2 separate regions of the Homo sapiens genome follow, and region 1 is linked to region 2. The links are chromatin contacts, found by Hi-C in ENCODE. All regions are on one chromosome and are shown on one strand. The core of a region is the stretch at or near the end of the contact, and the rest is flanking DNA. Distances in the headings are between cores, read along the strand shown.

Evidence for each region. Hi-C counts contacts between places; a loop is a spot of excess contacts on that map. Pooled maps may share reads with other maps.
Region 1: a loop to region 2 is called in a map of gastrocnemius medialis, with 5 times the contacts of the local background. The contact joins the promoter of CD276 here to the promoter of CLK3-AS1 in region 2. A Hi-C loop is called at or near these places in 1 of 168 maps with a recorded cell type or tissue (gastrocnemius medialis) and 1 of 50 pooled maps.

The regions. Positions count from the first base shown.
Region 1 is chr15:73,682,443-73,685,712 of GRCh38, forward strand. CD276 (CD276 molecule) reads left to right here and starts at 1,941. Exons shown (of 10, transcript NM_001024736.2): 1 at 1,941-2,018. RefSeq lists enhancers at 830-1,338, 2,356-2,862 and silencers at 1,722-1,771, 1,892-2,021, 2,032-2,161, 2,322-2,371.
Region 2 is chr15:74,614,348-74,617,273 of GRCh38, forward strand. It overlaps CLK3-AS1 (CLK3 antisense RNA 1), which reads right to left and starts at 1,445. Exons shown (of 9, transcript XR_007064715.1): 1 at 1-1,445. It overlaps CLK3 (CDC like kinase 3), which reads left to right and starts at 1,489. Exons shown (of 13, transcript NM_001130028.2): 1 at 1,489-1,551. RefSeq lists silencers at 264-583, 1,004-1,543 and enhancers at 1,632-2,243, 2,244-2,854.

The DNA.
Region 1 (3,270 bases), core at 691-3,190, 930 kb before region 2:
AGGACCAGCGTCACCACCGCAAGGCACAAGGCACAGGACTGACTCTTTGTGAAGGGAAGGAAAGTAAGTTTCTCTAGATCTGTTCAATGCCACCTCCAGGGTCCTGCAGCAGGGCTCCTAGCTCCCTCAGCCCAAGGACACCTCTCCATGTGATGCTACTTCCCCAGGTTGCTGGGCCAACTGGAGGCTACTCATCCTGAGACCTGTAAGGCCAGACCCAGGCTGGACGAGGCTGGTCAGGGCCTGGCAGGGCAGTGGGGAGCAGCGTGGAATGGTCCAGAGTTCCTGGAGGTGGTCAGGGACAAGACAGCTGGGCCTCTCTGCTGTCATCCCTAGGAGCAGTCAGCAATTACACAGACACAGCTGCTGTGTGATTCAAAGACACATATGCACGTAGACTCAAATACAGAGTTGCTTGAATGTGTTCACAAATATACACACCCGGCCGGGCGCGGTGGCTCACGTTTGTAATCCCAGCCCTTTTGGAGGCCAAGGCGGGTGGATCACAAGGTCAAGAGATCGAGACCATCCTGGCCAAAATAGTGGTGCGCACCTGTAATCCCAGCTACTCTGGAGGCTGAGGCAGGAGAATCGCTTGAACTCAGGAGGCGGAGGTTGCAGTGAGCCGAGATTGAGCCACTGCACTCCAGAGCCAGACTCTGTCTCAAAAAAAAAAAAAAGACAAAAACCCCCCACAAATATACACACCCATGCACCACCACCCCTACCCATACACCACACGCACACTTAAATTCAGAGGGCAAATCCCGGTTCCTCCCTTCATAGCTATGTGTCCCCAAGTTACTTAATCTCTTTGTATCTTAATTTCCTTATTTCCGATCTGTAAAAATGAGAATAATGGTATTCACCTCAATGAGTTGTTGTGAAGATTAAATGAGATAAAATGGTAAAGAGCTTACAACAGTGGCAACACATGCAGAGAGACGCACATGTTTTCATACTCATTTCCCAAGCCCTGCCCAGTACTGCCACTGGCACTGGTGGTGAGCCTGGCAGCAGTACAAGGTTGGAGTCCCTTCATCCCTTTGAGCCTTGGTTTTCTCATCTGTGAAATGGGAATAATAATATCTAGCCGGCGGGGCTGTTTGGAGGAACTAAAGAGGCCCAGCATGGAAAGCTCCTAACCTAACTCTGGCCCACAAAAGTCTCCCTACGTTTTAGCTGTCACTGTCCCTGTGAGGAAGAACAGATCCAAGAACAGGTGCAGGGATGGGCTGCACCACAGCAAAATCTGGACAGGCCCGACCCCCATCTCCTCCCAGGCTGGAGCGGGGCCCTGTAAGGACAGAGCCCAAGGCCACTAGGTGTCAGGCCTGTTGGAGCCAAGTCCGGCCAGCAGTCTGGGGTGGGGCTGGGGGCAGGGCTGGTCGGATGGCCGTGGGTGGAAGGAAAAGAGGAAAACCAGCTCAGTGGAAATTGTCCTGCGGTTGGCTCAGGCGCCCACGACACTGTATTTATAGAGAGCTCCTTGCAGCTCTTAATTCCTCGCAGTCGAGTTAACCCTTTCTGGGCTGTGGTGCCAGCATGGTGTGGAGGAAGAACCCAAGACTGGGGTTGGACAGCAGGATTCCAGCCCTGTTCTGCCGCCAGTCGATGACCAGTCAGTCACCTATCCCCTCTCGCAGAAAGGAAGATTCGGCTCTTGGAAGTGTGGGAACGGGGTGGGGGATGGGCAGCGCCCTGCTCCGGGAGCCGAGGGTTTTCCCCGCCAGGGTCAGGCCTGGGGGCGGGGCGGGGCGGGGGCGGGGGCCAGGCCGTGTGCTCTGCCCAGCGGGCTGGCTCAGGCCTCGGTCAGCAGCCGCCACCGCGGGGCCAATCCGGCCTCAGGGACGCACCGGAGCCGCCTTTCCGGGCCTCAGGCGGATTCTCCGGCGCGGCCCGCCCCGCCCCTCGGACTCCCCGGGCCGCCCCCGGCCCCCATTCGGGCCGGGCCTCGCTGCGGCGGCGACTGAGCCAGGCTGGGCCGCGTCCCTGAGTCCCAGAGTCGGCGCGGCGCGGTGAGTGCTGGCGTGGCGCGGGCGGCGCGGGGTGGGGCGGCCTTTGTCTGCTGCGGGCCGGGCCTGGATCCCGCGGAGGTCCGCACGTTCCCGCTCAGGGCTGCAGGAGCTGAGCAGGGCGCCTTCCCTCCGGGCTCCTGCTCCCCTGCCCTCCCCCAGGTCCGGGCGGCCCCCCTCGCACAGGAGTCCCGGGAACCGCGGGCGCCCCTCCTGCCCTGGGCTGTGGGGCCCGCGGAGAGCTGGGGGCTCCCGGATCCTACCCCGCCCCCCTTTCCTCGGGTTGAGAGGGGCCCGGGCGCCGTCGGACCTGCAGACCCCGGAAGCTGCGGACCGGGCCGGGTGGGTGAATGCGCTTTTGCAGGCCCCGGGTCTGGAGCGGGCATGGGGGCAGATCTGTCCCGTGTTGAAGCTTAACGAAGCCACCGGCCGGCGCTGGGAGGTTAGCGGGGTCTCGGGTCCTGCAGAGGAAAACGCCCAGCTCCGGGAGGGGAGCGGCGGGGAGGGAAGGCGAGTGGTTAGGCGTGTCCACTCTGCAGGGCCCAGCAGGGCGAAGGTGTGGGCGACTGGTGCACTTCCACAGGCAGCCGTGGGCAGCATGAGGGGTCAGATTCCGGGAAGGACAGGTAGAGACGGCTGGCAGGGGCCACGGGGTGAATAGGTGTTGGGGGTGGGGAGGGAATTGGGATGGGCAGTTTGGGCTTGGGAAGCCTCAGGGAGGTGGGGGGTGAGGTGGGATGGAGAGGAGATGCGGGCGACGGTGGAGGGAGGTGGGGACCCCGAGTGGGGGCACACTAGAAGGGAGGGGATTGAATTCCAGCGCCCAGGGCCCTCCCTGCGACCGTTTAGCTAGCGAATTGGCAGGTTTGGCAGCCTAAGGCAGGGGATTTATTTCTAAGCCAAACCTGCTCTAATGAGAAAAGCGTGATAGATGACTCAGATATGGGATCTATCACTGAGGGAAAACATTAAGCAAATAGTAAAGCAAAAAAGATTTGTGTGTGTGTGTGTGTGTGTGTGTGTGTGTGTGTGTGTGTGGCGGGTGGGGGGGTGTTAGTTGTCTTAATTTAGAAAAACGATTTACCTTCAAATTGGATGTGGATAATTGTAAATGAGTCTGATCTCTTCATTAAAGCCCGGGGTCCTTTTCTTATAAGCATGTCTTCAGCAGTTAGTTTCTATATTAGAAAGTAATGAAGCTGCTTTGTCTTTAAGAGAGTTCTTTATTTAGTGCGGCCTCCTCTAGTTCCCTCTG
Region 2 (2,926 bases), core at 195-2,694:
CTGTCGACCAGGCTGGAGTGCAGTGGTGTGATCATAGCTCACTGCAATCTCAACCTCCTGGGATCAAGCGATCCTCCTGCCTCAGTCCCCTGCAAGGAGCTGGAACTACAGGCATGCGCCACCCAGTCCGGCTAATTTTTGTAATTTTTTGGAAGGGGACCCAGTTTTGAATTAGCTTCTGTTGTTTACTTCGGATAGCCATGGTGGAGCTGGCAGAGATTTAGGGGATACTAAACACCCCTACAAATCACGCCTTGAAACCCCCCGTTTCAGGGAGAGCCGCTGGCGAAGGACTTGATGCGCAGCCGCAGCTCGGAAGCGGGGGGCTCCCCTGCGACACCTCCCCGCTTCAGGGGCGGGCCCAGACCCGCGGGGAGGGGCATGGGCGGGGCCGCGGCTGGCTGGCGGCCGCCGGGGCGGTGCTGGGGAAACCCTTGGCGCCCCCGCGGAGCGGTCCCAAGGAGGGGGCGGTGCCTGGAGGGATGGTCCGCCCCGACTGCGGGTTTCTAGCCCTCGCGTGGCGTGGGGACAATTAGGCGCCACGCCCTGTCGCTTCACTGCGCGACGCTCGCGAGGCCGGGGACGCCACTCCCAGACCGGGCGGGACGCGCACGCTCACAGTGAGGTCTCAAAAGATCCCCACCTCAGTTTTCTCATCTGGAAAGTGGGGCCTCGTAATCCTGTCCGACCCGGCGCGGGACAGTAGGTGTCAGGGATTTTGGTGACCCCACGCTCGAGGCCTCTGCAAAAGGGGGCTGTCCAGTGGCCCAGAGACGCAGCCGGCGGGGCTTTTGTCTAGCGGGGGAGTCTTAACTGAGAGGCCACGCAGGCCGGCAGGAAGCCGCTCCACAGGAGGGGGCTCAAGGAGAGGGGATCTCCTCCCTCCAGACTCCGGCCCCGCCAGAGTAGCTCTAGGGTATCTTCCCAGAAACTGCCCCGCACGCACTGGCGAGCTGGGAGCGCCACCACGGCTTTCAAAAAACCCGCACACACCAAGATAATAATGTGTCGTTCGCTCGTTTCGCGCAAGCGGAGTCGCGTCCGCCTTCCCGAGCTCCGGCACACAGACCTCAGGCCGCTCTCGCGCTCTCCGGGGCCCCGAGAACAATGCCCGTCCTCTCCGCGCGCAGGAGGGAGTTGGCGGACCACGCGGGGTCGGGGCGACGGAGCGGGCCCAGCCCCACGGCCAGGTCGGGGCCCCACCTCTCGGCTCTGAGAGCCCAGCCGGCCCGGGCCGCGCACCTGTCAGGTCGGGGGACCTACGTGCGCCGCGACACGGCGGGAGGCGGGCCGGGCCAGGCTCGTCCCCTCGGCCCTCCCGGAACTAGTCTCCTAGGCCGCGGCGCCCGCCGGAGCGGAGAGGGCTGGTGCCCCGGAGCCTTCGAGTCGGGGGCTAGAGCGGCCAGGCCTCCGAGCCGGGTCGAGCCGAGGCTGGCGACGGCTGCGTCACGCGAGGGGGCGGGGCTGCCACGGGCGGAGGTCGCAGCCGGAAGCGGAAGAGGCGCTCGGAGCGGGGAGTGGGGCCTAGCTGCAGCCGGAGCCTGGGAGACGGTAAGTGTGGGCTGGGGTCCGCGGCGGCGACAGCGGCGGCGGCGGCCGGGGGTGAGTCGGCGGGGCAGGCGCGCTGGTGCCATTCGGTCTCGGCCTACTCCCTTTCTTTCTCCTCTTCGGCCCATATCGGGCCGCGACCTCTCACCCCTGACCCGCTGCTTCTGCCCCGGAGGGCGGTCACTGCAGACCCTGACCTCGACCCCACGGTGTTGAAGGCGGAGCCTGAACGGCCTCTGGGGCCGCTCAAGGGTCCAGTTTGGGCTCTGTGCCTGCCCGCGGAATGGGGTCGGGGTCCGACGTAGAAGAGCCAGAGAAGCCCTTCAGACCCCTCCCCTACCCCTGGCTTCAGGCTTAGTCCGCAGATGACTCCTCCCTTGGCGGCCTGGAGTTTGATTCTGGCCCAGTCCGGCTTTCCCTCTGTCCCCGGGTCTCCCCTCGGCGCCACTGGTGGCGGTTACAGGGGATGGGACTCTGAGACCCCCTGGGACCTGGGGCGGCAGGAAGGGACGCGAACGAGGGCGCAGGCTCCCCTGTGTGTTTTGTTGTGGTGGTAGAGCCACTCCAGCCCGGAGGATGGGCTAGGCCAAGCTGACAGTTCAAATCCCCTGGCTGCTCCTCCGTCCCGCCCGGGAGTCTCTAGCTTTAGTTCCGGGTGTGGGTGCCCTGATGTGGAGCTGGGGTGGAAATTGCCTGAACCAGGCCCCCATCAGAGGCGGAGTTGGCGGCCTTCCAGCTTCCCTTCTTGATGCCCTTGAAAAGGAGGAGCGTTTCACCGTTGGTGGTGGAGGCTTGCGAGGTGGCAGGTTTGAGGTTGCAGTGGTAGGGCAGTCCAGCCAAAAATAACCATGGGTGCTGGGGTGGCTGGAATCCGGGAGGGCAGCCGCTGACCTGGCTGGCTGCACTTCTAGTCAGCCCAGTTCTCTGGCCAGGAACAGCAAATGAGAAGCCGACAAGGCCTGTGCTCAAAGTTGACATCCTTGGCTTGGTTTTCTTCATATCACCTTTTTCCTCATTGTGCAGAGCAGAGCTTCCCAAAGCATAATTGTGGCCTTTAGCTGCTTTTTAAACAAGCTGTTTGCTGAGGTTTTCGAGAATCAGAGATAATTGAGAAATGGGCCCTAGAGCCCTGGCTGGGAGGATGATATCTGCTATTTCCAATATTTTACTTGCCTAGAATGTGTTAAAGGAAGGATACTCTTCTCTGTTATTGCTTTGTGTGTGGTACCTTATAACTCTCATGCTTGTCATCTCTTTTGCCAGGCTGAGAGATGTTATCTCCATTTTCCAGGCATGCTAACCAAGGCCTAGAGTGACTTGTCTAAGGTCATGAGGCTGGTATGTGACAGCACTAGGATTTAGTTTAGTTTTCTGCCAG